Regions from separate parts of the Mus musculus genome. Here region 1 is linked to region 2. The links are chromatin loops, found by intact Hi-C in ENCODE. Cell type or tissue: heart. All regions are shown on one strand. Each heading gives the region's core, and the rest is flanking DNA. Links, peaks and the distances in the headings are about the cores only.

Region 1 (10,433 bases), core at 1,037-9,036, 460 kb after region 2:
GCCCGAGCTCCACGACCCCCACCCAGGTTCCACGCCCTCCTCTCCCTCCTAAAACTGAACACACTGTTGGGAACTATATGTGCCTGTGCTGACGTCCTGGCAAGCCTTGGCGAGAGGTGTGTGCAGGCTGAGTGAGCAAATATTGGCTGAGACACTTGTGTGAGGGGTCCAGAGATCTCGGAGCCCAGGGCTGGCATGTGGGTGAGAAGCTACAGCGGGGGCAGGGTGAGTGGTGTGTTCAAGTATGGGGAAAGGGGCTTGGTGTTGGTGTGCAGGGTGCATGTCAGTGTGACTGCCTTGGAGTACTCGTGTTTTTTAGATACTCCCCTCTGCCTTTTGGTAGTTGAGGATGTCTTGCCATTTGATAAATGCTCAGGCCAGGATGGCAGACAGGTAAGGCAGCAGGAAGAAGATGTGGGAACCGACCAGAAATGGAATGCAGCCCTTTGCTCCAAACGGGTCCAGTTCTGGGGTCCCAAGTACAGGAAGGAATGGAGATCAGCATGTCCTTCCATTGCCTTGCTGTTTTAAGCTTTGTGGTTACCCCCTGCAAGAGACACCCCCCACAGAAGGCCACGGATTGGGCATTACCTCCTCCATAGACTTACTGTCTCCCTTGCCACCTTTTCATATTTAGCCCAAATGAACTGGGGGTGGGAGAAACGACAAAGAAGGAAAGGATTTTTGCTTAATTCCAAATACCAAAAAATGCATGAGAGTGTAAGATAGTCCTCCTACCCCCAACGCAACCCCCCCCTGGGCTGGGGAGCATGGTACACTGAATACAGAGACCCCCTAAACCCTCCAACCCTCCCTAGTCCCTGAACATCCTCCATTCCTAGAGGTTCAACTCTGGCTTCCATGCAAAAGACATCTGGCCAAGCAGAGGGAAAAGTGCATGTGTGCTTAGGGAAGGGAGAGCTGCCGGGAACTTTGAGATCAGACAAAGGGAAGACATGAGTTTTTCTAAGGGTGAAAACTAAGAAAGTGTATCTATTTCCCCTCTTTCCAACCTGGTAAACAGCCACAAATCATTTATGTGCTTGTGTTCATGTCTGTTCCCCTGTGTGCATGAGAGCCATCCACGGAAAACCCAGTCTCCAAATGCATTACTTGTGTGTTGGTGTGTAACTCTGTGGAGGATAGGAGCTCCTCAAATGACTTGGGCCCAAGTCAGCCTCACCAATGCCTACAGAGAATTGTAACGCATTTGCTGAGAGCTCCTTGCATGATGGTTCAGAAAGGGAAATCTCCTACTCGGAAGGGTTTTCTAACGAGTTTTGAATTTTGTTTGTGTTGAGACAAGTTAAGAGGTCCCTCCAGTTCCCACCTTAAAATGGAGGTGGGAGAGGTGAGTGCAAATCTAAAAGCCAAGCCTCTCGGCTCAGAATCAGAGCTCAGTGGGCTTGCAGTAGGTGGTGTTGCCTGCACACGGTGGTAATCCCATTTCCAGTGTAGATCAGATGGCGGTGGGGCCTCGTGGTGCGGGACATGAATGAGTTGTCCCAACACAATAGCGTGCAGCCTTCCTACGGGGACTGGGTGACCAGCGGTTTTGTTGGGAGTGAATGCAGGGAGATTTCTGGTACAAGTGCGGGCATTATCGTGAGCCAGAAGGTCAGACTATACATTGCAGGTCCCCAAAGCCTATAGACCTTGGGAAATGTGAGGCCTCTAGCCGCGTGATTGTACCTGACAGTCTTTTCAATAGACTAATTCAATTAGCGCTCAGGGCTTCGGTCTTCATTTGGAGGGCATGACAATATGGGGTGGGTGGGTGCTGGAGGGGGATTTCTTGGGTACTGGTTAAGGGTCTTCAGGAATTTTGTTAGAAGCCAAGAGTGGCACTGGAAGAGGCAGACAAGGGGTGGGAGGAAGCCAATGAATTGGGGGCAGTCTCAGAAGCCAAATCTCTGAAAATAAATTTCTCAGTTAACCCAAGAAATGAGGAGAGGAAGTTTTGTTTGCAAGCCTCGGGAAAGTCCTGGGTGGGTGTGGAGAAGGCTTTGAGGTGATAGTTTTTCTTTTACCTTCTCTGTGTGTGAGCAAACGCACCCCCACCCCCAATCTGTTTTCCTAGAAAGCTCAAGAAAAAGCCTGTCAGTGGGGCTGTCACCTTAGACTATGCCAGTATTATCTGGGTGTATCCCCACCACCACAACCACCTCTAGTAGTTGCAGCAGGAGTGGAGACATTTTATTCTGGACTCTCTCTCTCTCTCTCTCTCTCTCTCTCTCTCTCTCATACACATGCCATTTCCTTGACTGTGGGAAATGGAGGTGTGGGGTGGGGTACTGATTCCCTAACATTCATTCCAAAGGGTCTCCTGGGGCCCCCGAGTTCCAGGAGCTAGACCAACTGCCCACCCGCTTGCTTGGTCCCTGGGAACGCTGAAGCCAGCCAGCCCATCGCTGCTAGCGGGTTTCCTCCCGACTTTCAGGCTGTACTTCCGAGAGCAAGGAGCCAGAGGAAGGAGTGGAGATGCAGGGCCCTTAGGCTCCCATTACGGAAAACAGAGTCTTCATCCCTGCCCCCTCCCAAGCCCTCCCAAATGGTTCTTGAGCTGAACCATTCAGCGAGACTGGTGCCAGCCCGGAGGATTTTAAAGCCAGTACTACCTAAAATCAAGGAGACTCCGCACACTTCTCTAATATATATGTCTCTTTAATCAGGCTTCCCGTTTGTCTTCTTACACAGAACCCTTCCCAAACCCTAGCACCCAAACTCCAATTTGGACTCAACTCCTCTCTGTGGCGCGGAGGCGGGGTATTTAGAATTAATTTAGTTAGACATTTCATCTGACACTTTATTTTGGCCTCCTCCCTCTTTAGTTTTCTCCCCTCCTTAGAAGGTTTGGGGACCCACTGACCTACTCCAGTCCCCACCTGTCCGAGTGACTGCTCCGCCTGGATCCGGCTCGGTTCGGTGCTTAGAGTGTTTGCAAGCAGGAGGAGGATGCGGGGTGGGAGTGAGCGAGGAGGGGCCAGAGCAGCTTCCGGGTTTGCCGTAGTCCCCCGTATCGGTTCCTGCTCCCGCAGAGGTCTAGACCCGTCTCGAAAGTCCGAGACAAAAATTAAATAAATAAATAAAAATCAACGAGAAAAAGAGGGGAAAGGGGGGGGGGGGGAGTGAGGAAGACTGCAAAGCCCGTGTTCTTTTTCCTTGTCGAGGTGGGGGGTCTGTCTTCCTCTTCCTTCCTTCAGCACACATAGGGACGTGGGCTGTCTCCCGTCTCTGGCTCTTCTCCCACTGACCGGTAAGGAGGAAGAAATCCGAGAACCCGCTCCCAACGCCACCAGGCTCCAGGCCAGCGCCTTCCCGTTTCCCTCCCCACAGGCCGGCGGTGAAATCGCAGCCTCCTTAAACCCTCCGGAGCTGCAGCGTGGGGAAACTCTTTCCGGGCAAGGTGCTGGATAAACCGCAATGTCTGTCCATTAGAGATCGGTGCGGCAGGGGTTACTGGCTGGGAAACCCGAAAAGTTTTGTTTGGGAGGTGAGCACGTCAGGAAAGAAAAGCTTCAAGAACTTGAGGGGTATGGTCAGAAAGAGGTCTCCTCGGGTTCCTCCCCACGCCCCAATTCCTTCACTTGGGTCAGAGTCACTGCACTGTGGAGACCTTTCTGGACCACCTTTCTGCTTGGCCTGCTCCAGCAGAACTGGGGGGTGTTGGGGTGTGTTTGTGTGTGATTCTCATCATAAAGGACTTAGTTTGAATGCACATGTATGAAAGTGTATACCTCGAGGAGTTGTGCTTGGTTTATGCTTGTGGGCAGTGACAATGGGTCCATGTCTTTATAGGCTAGAAGCAGGATTTGCGCGTGTCTGTGCGAATGGAATGAACGATCTCCACTTGTACGCTTCTACGCGTTCGCGTGCAGTTTGAGGAGGGTGTCGCGTTTGCGTGCACTTTGAGGAGGGTGTCGAGGTTATCTGTAAGTGAGAGCCCTAGAAGCCCATGGAAGAACAGGCAAGGACCTTGGACCCCTTACCCAGAGTAGCTGCTGGAGGCCTAGACTTTTCTTTCCTCCCCAGCTCCCCTATGACTGTCTTTGAAAATTGCAAAGAGGCTGCTTAAATCCAGATTAAAACAGTCACTGACTTTTTGGGTTTTAACGGAAACTCAACTCAGCAACGATGGACTTGAATTGTGTGTGTGGAGGGCTAGGCAGTGTATTCCAAGGTCAAGAGCAGAAGAGACCTGGGAGATTTGGGTAGGCTCAAAGACACTCAGAGACGGGAGAACATAAGTCACCTCCCCCAAGGAGGCCACTGGCCCCAGGGCTCTCCAAGCACTGGTTAGCTGCCAGGAGGAGCCTTGGACTGTCTTTGGGTCTAGGTCCCAGGAGAGGACAAGGAACTGTGGTCTCCAGTAAGGACCCTATGCTCCATTCATTCCTCAAAGTTTATCACTTTCTCCCATGTGTGCCTAGTGGAAGCTAGGCCAGTCTTGGTGATGATGCGGGCAAGGGGAGGAGGCATTCTTTAATCCTCTGAAGACTGTCCCTTCTTTTACAGCGGTACTAGAACTTTCCAGACTTGAATGGTAGTTAGTGAGCCAGGAGTTGGGGGATGTCAAAAAGGAGAAAGATGGGGGTAGAGGAGTAAAAGGCAGGCCCCACGAAGTTCCCAGACCACCCCTCCCTGGGCCACCTAAGACATCCGTCCCAAACCTCAAAATTATTATTCAAAGAAGTCAAGAGTGTGATCTCTCAGCGAGCAAAGCAGCCAAGCCAAATATTATAGGCAAAGTCGATAATCAATGGACAGATTAAGCAACCTACCTCTAGGACAATGATCTCCACAATTGAAAAGGCACGCACTTTCCCTCTCCTCCCCTCCTCCACACAAAAGGGGACCCAAGGAGGCTGGGGCTGGCAGATGAGGGAGATAGCTACTGGTCTGGGAAGGGGAGTTTGTTAGCTGAGGGACGCTCACACCTCCCATGGGTGAGCCTAGCCTTCCTGGAAAGATATTCGTTGGCCTCTGTTAAGGTGGACCGTGAAAACTCTCCACACTGTACAGCTAGAACCCAGCTTCTAAGGTCTAGGCTTTCCAACCTTTCTGTAATCAGTGGGAGAATTCCCTCCCCTTCTCTGCTTTTGGGAGGGCATCCCTTAGGCGAAGGGGAGGGGAGGAGGATTCCCTGCCATGTGTGGTTTTTTTTTTCCTGTGAGAAATGTGCCACCTGTCGACACATCTGGAGAACTGCACGGGCGCGGCTGTGAGCCAGGGTTTGAGTTTGAGTCAGGTGGCTTTTGATATCTGAGAAGAGAAAGACTAAATTCCCTGGAAAAAAAATGATTTCTGTCGGATCTTCCCATCTAATAGAGGCAAAATTGGAGGGAAAGAGTCCCCTAAAAATTCTTAAATGACAATAGATTGCACTTGGTTTGAGCTGTGCTGTGTGACCTGGGAGGTGACACCAGTTGTCTCTGAGTCTCCCTTTCCTTTTTTTCCAAACGCAGAGGAGTGGAGTGGATAGATCTGCTTCCAATCCTGACTTTGAATCAAACACTCACCTCAAACATTATTATATAGCCAGCATGTGTCTAGTTTTTTTTTTCCTGTTTTTCTGCTCTAATCTCTTGTATATATTTAATGTAGAACCATTCCAATTGTGTCAGAGCTTTCGCAGTTACCCCAAGCTTCCATCTGAGTGGAGTCTGCAGTAGCCAGAAGAGAGTGTCAGATGCCCTGGCTGAAGCCACAAGTGATAGCTGAACTTGGGTGCTGGGAACCAAACTCAGCTCTCTAACCACCAAACCATCTTCCAGCCCCTAGATTAATTAGTTTTAATGCAACAGGACTTTGCTGACTGTGCACGATGTCCACTGAGGACTTTTGTTATGGACACCCAATGGCTATGGGGTGGGGGTGGGGGTTAAATGAGAAGACACCGCCCAGGTGGCAGTCAGAAGGGCAAGGCTGGCAGAGACCAAGGCAAGACAGAGAGCAAAGACCTACTCCGCCCCCACCCTCTGAGGTCATGAGATCCCTGTTAGACAGACAGGGAGCAGAAGAAAAGAGAGTGCAGAGAGCCAGGGAGGATGCATCAAGCCTCAAGCTGCTTTCTCTCCCCTTTCCGATTTATCAAAATTTAGAAATAGGATGTGGGAAGGAGGCTCAAGTATGACCGCAGCGCTGAGCTTGTGGAAGTTTGAGAGTGGCACCAGCTCGCGCCAGCAGGGACCCAGGGACTCCAGCACTGTGTGGCTGGGGCTGAAGTCGGGGATGCCCCTTCCAGGAGCTCTGGGCAGCAACTAACCGGACAGAATCTCCCTGGGCAGACCTAGTAGCTTTGGTTTAAAGGTCAGATCTAGATTTGAAGCACAGGGTGACTGGGGTGGCTAGCCTGCTCACAAAACCTTCACAGGGAGGCTCCTTTAAAACCTCACAAACCTGGGACTTTCCCTGTCACTGTCAGTGTAGAGGAACCCTGTCAGGTTCTCCCCAACCCTGAGAGTTCCATTCTGAGGCCACCTGCTCTCCATCCTCCCCCCACCCCCTGCTCTGCTCCCATAGGGGTTAGATTGTGGGCATCACATAGCTTGAGGATGGTGACTTCCGGTCTCATTTAGATACAGTGTGGGTCCCAGAAGTCTGGTCACTTGTCCTCCACAGTGGCCACCTGGTCACCAGCTGAGACCTGAGGGAACAGAGAACTCTTTGGCTGAGTTTTTGTGGTATCTCTATGTTTGGTGGTCCTTGTCCTCTACACCCGGCTTGTGACACTACAAACCACCCGGATGGCAGCCTTAGCACTTTAGGATCAGCAGTGACTAAGAGGAGCCTTGAAGGGACCCAAGAGCAGCTGGTATTTACTCCCTGCAGTCCTCAGAACCCAGACGAAGCAGATGGAAGAAGGATGTTCGAGCTTGGGCACAGAGAACCATCAAGAACCCAGAGACTGCCACTCATGCCCCACCTTCCTCTGTGAGCGACAGGAGGGTTTTCTTTACCCATGCTCAGAGGAGAGATGAAAAGATAGAAAGAACGTGGAGACAGAGAGGCCTAGAGATGAGAGACAGGAGAGGCATACGGGTGGGGCGGTTTGACTATCACTCCTTTTGGAAGACTAACCAGTAAGGCCGGGCTTGCTCTGGGCCTGACATACCTCAGAACAGTACAAGACCCACTGTCTACAGTGGCAGAAATTGACTGAGAGACATAACCAGGCCTAAGGGCATGCAGATGGGGACATGTGGCTCTGCAGACCCATGCCAGTGATAGGACTTACGATCCTGGTTCCAAGGTCATTGACTCATCTCTCCAAGTCATTAGTCCTTCCTCTTTTCACAGGTCCAGCTGCCATTGTAGGCTCCAGGAACAGGACTGAACAATGGGCCAGGGACCTCCCCAATCCATCACAGGCACAAACACGGATCCTACTCCCTTCCCCATTCACACTGCTGTCTGCTTCTTTTCTTGCGAATGGCCTCCAAGATCAGAGGTCCTGAGGGCTGCGAGTGGGTTGACCAGAAATACTCCCTCTGAGTAGACCCCCCAGCTCACAGTGGGGTTCCCTACTGCAGGACTACAGCCAGGACCCAGATTTTTCCCAATGGGTTTCTGAACAACAAAGGAATCTAGACTTTCTAGACCCTTCTGGACAATCTTGTTCCTGCAGCTGTCCATTTGTCTGTCAGCATCTTGCATGGAATACCTGATGCCTGGAGACCTCCCGGTGGTGAGTGGGCATGAGATAGGGATGAAAAGACACTCAGGCTGCAAGCAAGGATGACACCAAGGCACAGCTTTACCAGAAGACCCAGGTTACACAATTCAGGGCACCCCATCTGTTCCCAGGACCTGGATCAACCCAGAATCAGTGTGGGTGGAGCTTCTTTCTCTATTCTGCTACCCGAGAGGGTTCAGGGCTTTCTGGGCAGAGAAAAGGCTGGAGGCTACTAGCTATGGTGGAGAGCTGGACAGAAGAGGGCTGCTGCCGTCCTTGGGTGGTGGGCCCCACAGAGTAGCGTCTCGGCTGTCTTTCCATAAAGTTTCTCCTTCAGAGAATTGGAGAAAAGCTTTAGAACTGAGGGTGCGGGTGTGTGTGTGTGTGTGTGTGTGTGTGTGTGTGTGTGTGTGTGTGAGAGAGAGAGAGAGAGAGAGAGAGAGAGAGAGAGAGAGAGAGAGAGAGAGAGAAAGAGCTTTAGAGCTGAAGGGGTGGGGGTGGGGAGGAAGGGGGAAAGCTTTAGATCTGAGGGTGCGGGGTGGGGGGAGAGGAAGCTTTAGAGCTGAGGGGGTGGGGGTAGGGTAGGGGAGGAGACCGATTCAGGACTTTTGAACATCCTGCTTGGATTCAAGGCAGAGAAATCTGTCTCAGGTCTCATGAGCCCAGCGCTGACCTGCCCTGCTCCATCATTTAACAGGCCCATTAGGCTTGTGAGACGCTAAAAGCTTCCTCCGGGAGACTCCTTGGTTTGGGAATCACAGCCTCAGAATTTTATAGGGACCTTTAATAGAAAGGTTTGGAAAGAGACCGAGGGTGTCTGCGGTATGAACTTGAACTTTTTCTGAAGGGTATTTGGACCTTGTGCCAAAAATCTACCTGGGAAGAGACTCTGCCCCCCTCCTCCCCTCTCCGCCTTGACCTCAGGCGGCTGGGGGCTGGGGTGAGAGATATGCAGATGGGGGGTGGCTCTTCTTGGCTGGGTCACCAGAGAGGCCAGAAGCTAGAGATTGTACAGGGTGTGCCCCCACTCCATCGGGGTTTACTCTTTATCTCTTCAGTCTGTCAGTCTCCCAAGCTATCAAGTGTGGGTGCGACAGGAATGTCGCAAGGAAAAACTAATTAAATGGGAGCACAATGCTTTGGAAATATTAAGTGTCATGTAAATGCCTAATTCAAACAATAATCTTGATGGTGGTAATTATGTTCTAAGAAGCACATTCACAGAGAGCCTCGTGCTGAGCTCAAATATGTCTTAGGAGGAGCCTGGGGAGCCTGGCTTCTTCTGAGGCTGAGCTCAGCATAGGTGGAGGCTCCACCCCTAAACTGCCTGGAAGGTAACACTGTGGACCCTGGCTTTCTTCACTAAATAACTGCAGCCTCTGACCCTGGAGCCAGTTGCCTATAAGCCTGAACTAATATAGGCTGGAGAGACATAATGGATTGAATAACAGAATGGTTAACAATATATTATTGATAACAATAATAACAGATCACTTAGGCACTTAGGGGAAACATCAACTAGAGAGTAAGGAGGGACCAGGTGAGCCCTGACTGATTCCCCAGCCCCTGTGGTTTGGGGTTCAGATACTACTTGCCTCCAATTTTGTGTATCCTTGACCTGTTGTTTGGGATCCTGGGTCCTTGTGCAAATTTGGGTTTTCAGATAATCCCACTTTTCGATCTTCCCTCTAAGAAGGTCAAGTCAAGTTGCTGGCAAGCCAAAAGGGCATGGGCTTTAGGCTTTCTTCAGCCTTGAGCCCTGCCCTTCCCTTCCCTCCTTCCCTTCCCTTCCCTTCCCTTCCCTTCCCTTCCCTTCCCTTCCCTTCCCTTCCCTTCCCTTCCCTTCCCTTCCCTTCCCTCCCCTCCCCTCCCCTCCCCTCCCCTCCCCTCCCCTCCCCTCCCCTCCCCTTCCCTCCCTTTCCCTCCCCTCCCCTCCCTTTCCCTCCCCTCCCTTTCCCTCCCCTCCCCTTCCCTCCCCTCCCCTTCCTGCCTCTACCTCACCAGGATGCAATGACTTGATTGAAGGGCTCTGGGGAGACAGGGAGGAGGCTCCTTCCTACCCTGACCTCTGAACTCCTCTCAGCTTCTCTGAGGTGTGAGCAGGGCTGGGGGGAGTGGACGTGGTCTTGAAGAATGCTAGATGACAGCTTGCACAGGCAACATGGGACACTCAGGACATGGCTGCATCTGACCCCTGACCTGTGTTCTTCTGGGTACATTTTGGTGGCTTCAGTCACATTCACACCAGATCAGAGCTCTTCGAACTCCTCTCTGTTCTCACAGTGTGGGTGAGAAATTGGAGCACCCAGTTTGTAAGCTATCTCTTCAACTTCCTTCATTTCCTTCTTCTTTCTTTCTTCTTTCCACCCTCCTCTCTCTACTTCCCTCCCTCTCCCTTTCATTTCCTTTGCTTCCTTCCTTTCTTTACTTCCTTCTTTACTTTCTCCCTCCCTCCCTCCCTCCCTCCCTCCCTCCCTCCCTCCCTCCCCCCCCCTTGTTTTTGAGACAGGGTTTCACTATATAGTCCCAACTAACCAGGAATGTGTTATGTTGACCAGGCTGACCTCAAACTTATCTGGTTGGACTGCCTCAGTCTCCCAAGTGTGGGAACTAAAGCTGTGCCCCACAGTCCCTGCTTTCTTTTCGAGTTGCTGTCCCATGAAGCCCAGATTGGCTCCAAAATGTATGGAACCAAGGCTGGCCTTGAACCTTTGATCCCCCTACCTCTATCTCTTCAGCACTGGGATCACAGGTGAGC
Region 2 (10,433 bases), core at 1,145-9,144:
TGAACTCGGAGCCTTCAGACTCAGGTAGTCTAGCTAGAAAGCTTGCTCCAGAGATCCTGTCTCCCTCTTCTGAGCATCTTCGGCACACAGGGATTGCAGGTAGGATACCATGCCCACCTGGCACTTGTATGTTCTATGGGGATCTGAGTTTAATGACAATGTTTGAGCAGCGGGTGTTTTATCTTTGGAACCATCTCTCCAGTGCCCCCACCTTTAAAATACATCTCAGGACACTTGACCTGGGGGGTGGATTTGTTGGTTTCCAGATTCCAGTGACACACATAGTAAAGAATAGAAACAAAATAATCAGAAGCAGTGTTTGCACTGCTCTGCGAGGCTGCTTCCTCCAGTCTTTGTAGCACATTGTCTCATCCCATCGTCCCTACTTGAGAGGAAGCATACGTGCTGAGTGTAAAGGGAACACCAGCATTTGAGATTAGTGCAGCTTGACACTACAGTACTATTTTTCTCTTAATAAACCCATGTTTTCACATCTTCATGATGTGAACCCATGTCTTCAGTAGTGTAACCACTGGTAAATTGTCTATACACCAGTAATTAATCCCCACCCATGTTTCTGTAATTAGCTCTAATTAAACTCACTGGGACACCCCTCACATACATGCATACACATATAAATGCACATACACATGAAGTACATCCCCAATACAAGCACACAATGCACACAATGCACACATGCACACACACAGCATACCCCAACATACATGCACACACACATACACATGTAGCATACACATATGTAGGCATGTATGCACATGCACAGTAAATAAAAATAAAATAATATAAAAAATAAAAGAAAAAAAGAAAAAAGAAAGTGGAAAGGAGACAATTTGAGAAGAGGAGGGGGTTGTCAGGAGTCAGGAGAGGAAACAGGAGACAACAACATGATCAAATGATTAAAATGAATTATATGCATAAATGAAAAGCATTTGGAATTACTATATGATAATTATTTTAAAGGAAAAAGAACATGTTTGGCCAGATTTGATAGTGATGCTTGTGATTCCAGAATTCGGGAGGCTGATGTCAGCTTAGGCTACCCTCCTTAATAATAATGCCAAATGATACTTTATCTTACAGACTAAGGCAGGTCTTGCATATGACAAAGAGAGACCTTATTTCCAGACCCCTCTAATATCTTCTGATTTATAGGTTAGGTTAATATTAAATACTATGAAGACCTCTGAACTTGAACTGATTGTATTTTGTATTATGAGATGGTCCCAAGCCTATGGGAACAAGAATTGGAAAATGATGACTCAAAGGGGATCGTTTAGAGTGTAGAATTGATGAGGGGTGGAATTGTGCTGGTTCACATTGATTGCCAACTCAACAGGGTCTAGAATCACCCAGGAGACAAATCTTTGAGCATGTGTGTGTGAAGAAGATTTTCAAGAGGGTTAACTGAAGTGAGAAGACCCACCCTAACTGTTGGCAGTGCCACACAATGGGCTTGGATCCCAGAATGACTAGAAAGGAGAAAGCAGGATGGAGAGACGCCTCATCGGTTAAGAGTATGTGTTGCTCTTGCAGAGGACCAGAGTTCAGGTTCCAGAGCCCATGTTGAGCAGCTCACATCTTCCTGTAACTCTAGCTTCCGGAGGGCATCTGACACCTCTGGCCTGTGAGCACCTGAACTTATGTCCCACAAGAGAGACCTATCCACATGCATATCACAAATAAAAGCATGCATAAAGAAGAAAAAGAAATCTCAGCATTGACACGGATCCCTCTCTGTTTCCTGATTGTGGGTGCCATGTGACCAGCCTCTTCACCTTCTTGCCACCACGCCTTTCCTGCCATGGCGGAGTGTGTCCGAAGAATGTGAGGCAAAATAAACTCTTCCTTCCTTAATCTGATTGTTCCTGGCACTCGTCACAAAAATAAGAGAAGCAAAGAGTGCAGTTAACTGTGGAGCCAAGATCACCATGCAAGGATCACCTGGGGGAAGTTGCAGAAAGCTTCGACCAGCGACTTCGTCCAGTGGATCCATTGCTACAGGAAAGCCAGAAGACAAAGCTGCGCTCAAAGGCAGCCTGCACACAAAGACATTTGTTCACTCGGCAGCAGATGTCTTGGTTTTCTATAGCTAATGAGTCTCATAGGTGAGACACAAGAAGAGACCTGAGGAGAGGGGCCGTGGCAAAGGTACACTGGTAACCCTGCCAACGAGCCTCCTTGGTGACGGCTTAAAGCTACTGACACAGAGAAATTCTTGTTTAGACCGGAAAGCAAATGGCCTAGAAGTCAGCTCTGATAGTTAGTCAGGGTGTAATTAGATACAAATGGACCTTGATTAATAAGGATCCCTGAAATCCTCTTCTAAAGGATTTCATACCCTTCATGTCAGGGACTTACAGGCTGAAGCATGTCCCTTATTGCCATGGTGTCCTACAGGTATGTCTCAGCGGAACTCAGACATTAGCTGGGGCAGGGGCTCTGTCAGAATGCTTGCCTAGCACGCACAAAGCCCTGGACTTCCTCCCTGGTACTGCGTGAGCTCAGGTGCACTGGTGCTTGTGGCTTGTCTGCAATCCTCACACTCAGGAGGTGTAGGCAGGAAGATGGGAAGTTCAGGGTTGTTCTGGGCTTCACAGTGAGTTTCAGGGCAGCCTGGGGTTCATGGGCTGTCCTCCAAAATGGCTGGTGGAAATGGACAAATGGCTCAGGGGTTAAAAGCACTCGCTGCTCCTGTTTGGGTCCAGTTGGGCAGCTCATAATTAACCCAGACAAAAGAAACATTTAAAAAAAATCACACTCACACACTTGCATACACATATACACGGACAAACATATGTGTATACATGTACACACACACACACATACATATACATGTACACGCACACGGAACAATCGGCAGATTACCCATCACCAGTGATCCTCAGTCCCTGGTAAAACTCTGCTCCTTTGCATTGCCTTTCATTTCAACAATGTCCAGTGGGCAAACAGCTGCCTTAGTCTTCTAGAAGAATTTGCCAGATTGGTCTGCTCATGATCATGTTTTTTAACCAGTTCTGTATCTGTATTTACTAACAACTCTTGGTTCAAAATATCCTGCTGAACACAGCGATCTGTCTCAGCGCCGACTTTCAGCTCTCTGCCTCAATCCATCAGAAAGCCCCCTAATCCTTCTTGGTTTGCCTCAAATTACACTTAATATCAGCCCAACCTTGTCTTTAATAGTCTCACCTAGGCGATTTGCATGTAATAAACAAATTGGTCGTCCGCTGATTATGTCTAGGATACAGGTCATAAATCAATCTACAAATCACCGGCTACAAGAATTCTCGCAGCTAATGGAGAACAGAACCTGATAATGCTAAGTTTGTCTCTCAAAATTAATTTGTTCTTTAGAACCAAAGGATTTCATTTTTCATCCACAATAAATATTAGATTCAGGTCAGGAATGAAATTCATGTTACTATTCTGGATTTTGTCACCCGAGCATATAATTTGATAGATCATTTTCACAGACTGCCAACAAGGAATCTCCTTAGTCATACATTATTCTCCTGGAGTGGGTTTCCCTTCCCTTTGGTCTAAGATGAGCTTAGAACTAACTTGGACACATAGAGCTACACCAGGACCATACACCTCTTCAAAAAGAAGGTATTTAATTGGGAGGGGGCTGGCTTACAATCACAGGGGTTTAGTCAATTATCATCATGGTGGGAAGCATGGCCAGCATCCAGGCAGACATGGTAATGGAGAGATAGCTGAGAGTTCTACACCCAGATCTTCAGACCGCAGGAAGGGAGAGACATTGGGGGTTAGCCTGGCGTTGGCTCTCGAAATCTCAAAGCCCAGCATGTAACTATATGAACCTATCAGAGCCATTCTCACAACCACCCACACTTGGATAGACTCCAACCTGAGGAATTGCCTCCATCACACTGGCAGACCTATAGGGGTGCATTCTTGATGGACGGTTACGTGGGAGGGCTCTTCCCCCTGTGGTGGTGCCATCCCAGGGCTGGTAGCCAATGTTGGATTAAGAAAGCAAGCTAAGCAGAACAGAGGAAACAAGCCAGTCAGCAGCGGTCTTTGCTTCAGTTCCTGCCTGCCGGTTCCTGCCGTGGCTTCCCTGGGTGACAGACTCTAGCTGATAAGATACAGTGAACCCTCATTTCTCCACGTTGCTTTTCGTCATGGAAACGATGCAATTCATTCCACAGTAAAGTGGCTAGAAGGCAATGTAGCTTCTGCTCTCAAGTTCTGGGGCCACGCAAAGAATCTCGGATCAAGCCCCTGAGCGGTGATGGGCTCGCTGGAGAGACAAGTTGGAAGAAATGCCTTATGCACCTTAGACGAACTTCAGCTAAGAACCGTTGCACATCCAGCTGAGCTCAGCAAACCCCAGATATTAGCTCTCTGCTGAGCCCTGATAAAGTTTCAGAATCAAAATGATCAGTGCTGGTTGAAGTCACTAAATTTGGAGGAGGGTAAAGCTGCATTACTGTAGTCTGAAATAGCCTGCAAGCATGGCCAGAGTTCCAGCCCCTGAAACTCACAGCAAAGGCCTGCAATAGCAGTTTACATCTATAATCTCAGTGCTGAAGGATCCCAGGCTCACTGGCCAGCTAGGTTAGCTGAATCCATGAGATCCAGGTCACAAGAGACCCTGTCTCCAACACCAAGTTGGACCACATTGATCATGATTAGAGAAAGGCGACGCTCTTCAGACATTGTACCTGAGGTAAAAGATTGGGAGCTTATTCTAGAAAGACAACTTTTAAAAGAAAATTCTCAAATAAATTCCAGAAGACAGAGTTGGCTCGCCTGGAACTGGGCTTACAGTGATCATGAATTACCTGTGTACTGCTTGATGTGGGTGCTGGGAACAGAAATTGGGTCCTCTGAGAGAGCAGCAAGCCCTCTTAACCACGGAGCCATCTCTCCAGCCCCTGGAAAGACAAGTTTTAAACAGGAAGAACCATAAATCTATGCATCAGTGCTCACAGCTCACAGCTCCAGGGGTGGCTTTCTGACCCAGGAGTCTAGCTCCCGTCCAAGAAAAGAACTGTAGTCTTAGCATCTCTTTCTTAAAATGTTGCTGAGGATTTAACACAGAAGATGCAGGTGAAAGATGTTTGGGGTTTCAGGGATGGCCCAGTAAGCTAATTGCTTGCCACATGAGCATCAGGATCCCCAGCACCTACCTCAAAGGCCAGGCATTATGGTTCATGCCTGTAACCCTACTACTGGGCAGGGGATGGAGACTAGTGGAGCCTGCTGCTCAGCTAGAATAGTCAATCAATGAACTCCAAATTTAGAGACACACCTTGCCCCAAAACATAAGGGGGAGAGTGAAAGAAGAAGACTTCTATATGTGTATGCGTGAATAAACAGACACTCATATACATACATACATACCCCCCCCCCACACACACACACTCTACCCACTCACTCCACACACCCACAAAGACAGCTGACAGGAAGTACCAATGAATCACAGCTTTTATTGTTAGGCAAAGCAAAGAAACTATATTCTAAGAATACCCCTTCATACTCTGCCATTGCTTATGCAGTCACTGAAATTAAGAATCACGGTGTCTATTAAGAATTCTCTCAATGACACTCAACCTCACTGAAGCATAGGAAATAACTGAGAGCAGTAATACTTGTAAGAAATGAAACAAAATGAGGCTAATGCAAATAAAAAGGAGTTACCTACTGGCTTTTCCCAATTAATTAGCATATGCACATTCAATTATTCATACCTTAGGGAACTCATTTAGGCAATCAGGTGTCCCATAAATATTCATTATTATTTACCTTCGGTGTTCAGTCCAGAGGATTGGAAATTGGCAGTGTTTTCTCAATATATTTCACAACTGGTTGGTTTGAAAAAGATTACCTGGACCTAAACTCCTATGTCATTAAGGCCAAGAACGTTGTGCCACATGAATGCTGAATTAAAAGAGCCTGTTGTCAACTCCTGGGTGGGGTCTCTGTCATCCACCTGAAAGGCCAGTGTTCTGCTTGGGGTAGGAAGTAGTAGCTGCGATTCTGACCTTCGCCCACTAGCATGCACTCTTTCACAGTTTTTCCTTGGTGAGCAGGCCCGGGCCTACAGGAACTGGGAGGGCTACAGTGCCGTTGGAATTTATTGGCGAGCAGAGTGAATGTGATTTGTACATATGAACGCATTGTGCCTCCGGCATGGACAGGACCTCGCTTCTCTGTTTCTGAAGAGCGGCCTCACAGCTTTAGTGTATGGAGGAGAGGGTGGGCAAATCAGGACGGATGAGACAAATTTGTAAGGCCCAGATGCAACAAGAAACTGCTGGCCTCTCTGTTAAATATAATAAGCAGTTTTAGGCAGCAAATGCTTTTTGCTCTTGCAGAGGAACTGAGTTCAGTTCCACCAGGGAACCCAATGCCCTCTTCTGACTTCCATGGGTGCCTGCATGCACATGCACACAGATACCACACAAATAAAGAACAACAACAGCAAAAGTCTTAAGAAAGGGAATGTGGGTGGAGATGATGTAAATATAATGCATGCATGGAATTCTCAAAAAGTTCAAATTAAAAAAAAATCCAGGACAAAAGGCCTTTTTTGGTGATCTAGAAATGTATTTTGTATCATAGGTCCAGTGTTCTCCCTTTATTATTTGTGAGATCCCACCCAAGTGTGCAGATGCTCAAAACCTTGTCCAAAAGGGTATACAGAACCCACGAGTGTCTGCAATTTCACTCATGCCCAGGTTAATTGTAGCAGTGTGAATGCCAGTGGACGTTCACTACACTGTACTGTTCAGGGAGCATTGAAAAGGGTCTGTCCATGTGCAGTAAAAAAAAAATCCATTTAAAACATTTTAAAAATTTTGAAATAATTCTTGAGGCTTTCATGCGGATGTTCGATGAAATATGATCCGCCCCACATTTCCCTCTCCAACTCCCCCATCACACCCCTCCCAATTTCATATCTTCTCTCTCTTTTTGATAACTGAGTCCAGTTAGTGCTGGCCATATGTGTGTGGGTGGGGGCATCCCCTCGAGCATGGGAAGCCTACCAGTGGCCATATCCTCAAAAAAGAATGCATCTCCTTCCCCCCCTTTAAAAAAGGATTTTCACTGCATTTCCTGTGAGTGTGTGTGTGTGTGTGTGTGTGTGTGTGTGTGTGTCCCTTAGGTGTTACAGGAATGTTGTTCACCTTGCTCTTTCAGGCAGCCTCTCATTGGCCCAGACCCCACATACTTGGCAAGGCTAGCCTCCAAGCAGGGTCCAGAGACCTCCCTATCTTCACTTCTCCAGCAATGACATCATAGCCATGTACCCAGCCTTTTACTCAGGGGGTAGAGATTCAAATTCAGGTCCTCATGTGTACACCAAGCATTTTAGGGACAGAGCCACCTCCCCGGGCTCTGTATTCTGTAATTCTTGAGTGTGCGTTAAAGCCACTGTACTATGTGCAAGGACCTATGCCTTCCCATTGTGAGAACACAAAGCTGTGCAGAATTGCTGGGTTGTTACATGATGCGACTCTTATCATAGACCTCCAAACGGACCTCATCGTCTGCCTTTAGCAGGCAAGGAAATCAAGCTTACAAAGGGGTAAGTGACTTAATCTGCACCAGGAAGGACTACATGTAGATGAAAACCCAGGTCTGTCCATCACACTCAATCTCCCACCTGCTTCCCTGGCAAGTTTTGTTTGTGGGATACACCTGGCATGTGCTTGGGCGGGGGTGGGGGGTTGATTTTTCAACTTCCAATAATTGTATTTATTTTTAATGATTTTGCAACTGCTCTCGGCTCCCAACTATGGGCACAGTAAATTCCTGCAAGAACTGTTTGTAGAGCAAGTCACAAATGCTACCCATCCCTTGCCCTCCAGGCTGCAGACAAAAGACCTTTTCATTGTGCTCAAATGGATCCAGTCAGTGAAGCCGCATAAACTCATGGGACCATTTATTTTCCAAAAAAGAGCCAGTCTAAACTTTGGGGTCCACACTTGAAATCCACCCATCTGGTGCAGGACCAGTCATGAAAGACCCTTTGAGCAAAGAAAGTCTTCAGAACTCAGAGTAGGGTCAAGCTGTTTCCTTAAAGTTCCGATCTCTCCAAAAGTATATGAAATGAGGGGGGACGTGGGGTGTGGGGTATCATAAAATGGTGTCTTAAGAGTATTTTTGTTTTTAATGGTAAGAGGACAATTCTGGAGCATCCCGACCACTGGAAAGGCAGGAACCTTTTGTTGGAAGCTCGGAGAAGCTACTCTGGTTGCCATGCAGACTGAATCTGTAGGAAGGCTTTTGCAGAGTTTCTTGAAGCCCCAGCCCCTTGCAGCTAGCAACCAGCATGAGCAAAGCTGGGGCTGCTCATTAGAGTCATCAGTTAACCCCCTGCCCCTGCTGCTTGCCTCCTTATTGTAATTAATTTTATGGACCCTTTAAAAAGAAAGAGACAGAAAAGAAAAGAGAGACCTCGACATTTTATGCTACATTGCACAAGCAATTGAAAGTTGCAGGGAAAGAAGAAGAAAAAAAAGACCCAACCACCAAATGTTTAGCAGCCTTTTCTTCTATTTCAAATGAGCAACCTATTTAAATCAATTATCAGCTCAAAATGAGCAAGCTGATCTAATTAGTCTTGGCCCCTGGGGGGTTAATGAATGAAAGGGGGTGCAGGGGTGTGGGTGGATGTGTGCTCTCTCTGGAGTCTTTGGAAATGACCACACTCACACACACATCCTCTTCTAAGTGGCTAAGTCTTGGTGAATTACAGGATTGGGCAGGCAGGCAGGCAGGCGGGCGGGGGGGGGGGTGCGGGGGGGATGGTTTGGGGGAGAGGAGGGGGAACGGCAAGGGGACTTAGCTGTTTCCTCTGCTCCCTGGGCAAAGTGACTATGCTCTGCACAGGGGATTTTTTTTCAGACTGTGTTTTTCCACACAGCGGTCATTAGCATGTGATAAGTAGCTCAGAATTGCGAATAAATCAATGTGTGTTTTCTTTAAGCATGTTTGAGAGGGAGCAACGTATTGACTTCAGAAGAAAAAATGCTGTTGAATGATGATGGCCCTGGGCCTGAGTCTCTCTGCAGAGAGAGCCTCCTCTCTATTCTGCTCTAGTCAGGCCGTGCCCGCCCTTGACTCAGGATGGCCCCTGGACATTAATATATAGTTAATCAAGGGGCTAACGCAAGGAGGCAGTGGAACAGACGAGGAACAATAAGTTTGGGTGGTGTTTGACTGAAGCTCTCAAGTTTCCCCAGATTTTTTTTTTAAATATATCTTTTCAAGCGTTCCTCTGTGCAAGGGAGGAGATATTTGCTTTTTGGGTTCTGACATTTCTTACCCCAAATGTTAACTCTCTGGTAAATGTTACAAGTATTTATGGTTTGGGAATTTGATATCTGTTACTTTTTTGAATTTCTCTTTTCTGGTGCAAATGACGCAGGTTTGGAGGTCAGGCAGCCGGGCTCCCAAACCTATGTGCGTGTGACCTTCGGCGACTTTCTCTGCCTTTCTGAGTCTTTGGTTCTCATCTTCCACACGGGGATAATTTCACCAGTTTGTTTGAGGATCGTGATACCATGTATGGACCCATCACTTTTATTGTTTCTGTGACAGAACACCTAACAAAAGCAGCTTAAGGGGGAGGGTTTATTTGGTTTACTGTTCAAGAGTAGAGTCCATTATGGTGGGGAAGGAAAGATGGCAGGAGGATGGGGCAGCTGCTTACACGGCACCCATCTCCAGTCAGAAAGCAGAGAGCTGGAATGCTGTGCTTAGCTCACAGTCTCCTTACTATTCAATGGGAAATTGGCTTTTTGCTGCTTAAGCTTGTTGGAAGTGACTCTGGAAGTAAGGAAACACTTGCCCCATCTCCTCTAAAACTCCCTGTCTGAGAGCAGGGCGGCTTCCTAACTCTATAACAAAAGGAAAAGAAAATTGCAGATGGCTAAGAGTTCAGAAAGCAAAGGAAGATGTTCGTGCTTACCCTATGATATAAAAGTGCCTGGGGCTGGGGAGAGATGCTGAGCTCAGGCCTCAGCCAGGAAAGAAAGCTCAACCAGGACTCCAGCTGCCTCAACTGCCTCAACTCCCCCAGTCGGTTTCTGCTGGAAGATCACCAGATCCCAATAGTGTGATGACTGGTCCCCTTTCTGCGGCAGTTTGTCCTCTTCAGAGCCTTGCTCAATGGGGATACTTTGCCATGATCCTCATCAGCTGTCTTTCTGAACCAGGTTTCCCTGGCTAATTTCTGTTGGATGTTTGTAAGCCCTCGATGAGCACCTTTGTCTGCTCTCTCAATTGGGCTTCTGCTGGATTTCGTAAGCACCTGCTTCGATGATGTTTTGCCATCTAACATGTTTCTCTCTGTCTGTTAGCCCCTACTCATCTTACTTTTGCCTGCCAAATGCTCAAACTCTCTTGTTCAAGACTGAAGGGATGACTATTGT

Evidence for each region. Peaks named below come from ENCODE experiments on the same cell type or tissue, not always from the same donor. Only the 100,000 strongest peaks of a DNase experiment are listed, where the experiment ranks them.
Region 1: a loop joins it to region 2, with 9 times the contacts of the local background. A loop is called at or near these places in 16 of 42 quality-filtered maps.

Annotation. Positions count from the first base shown.
Region 1 is chr1:120,589,479-120,599,911 of GRCm38, reverse strand. No RefSeq gene overlaps it. Among named protein-coding and RNA genes, the nearest start is that of En1, 7.8 kb to the left of the region's middle. In heart, for the core only: a CTCF peak has its summit at 5,208; no DNase peak of the experiment used is centred there; H3K4me3 peaks cover 875 bases; H3K27me3 peaks cover 7,696 bases.
Region 2 is chr1:121,049,551-121,059,983 of GRCm38, reverse strand. No RefSeq gene overlaps it. Among named protein-coding and RNA genes, the nearest start is that of Celrr, 33 kb to the left of the region's middle. In heart, for the core only: a CTCF peak has its summit at 6,040; no DNase peak of the experiment used is centred there; H3K27me3 peaks cover 365 bases.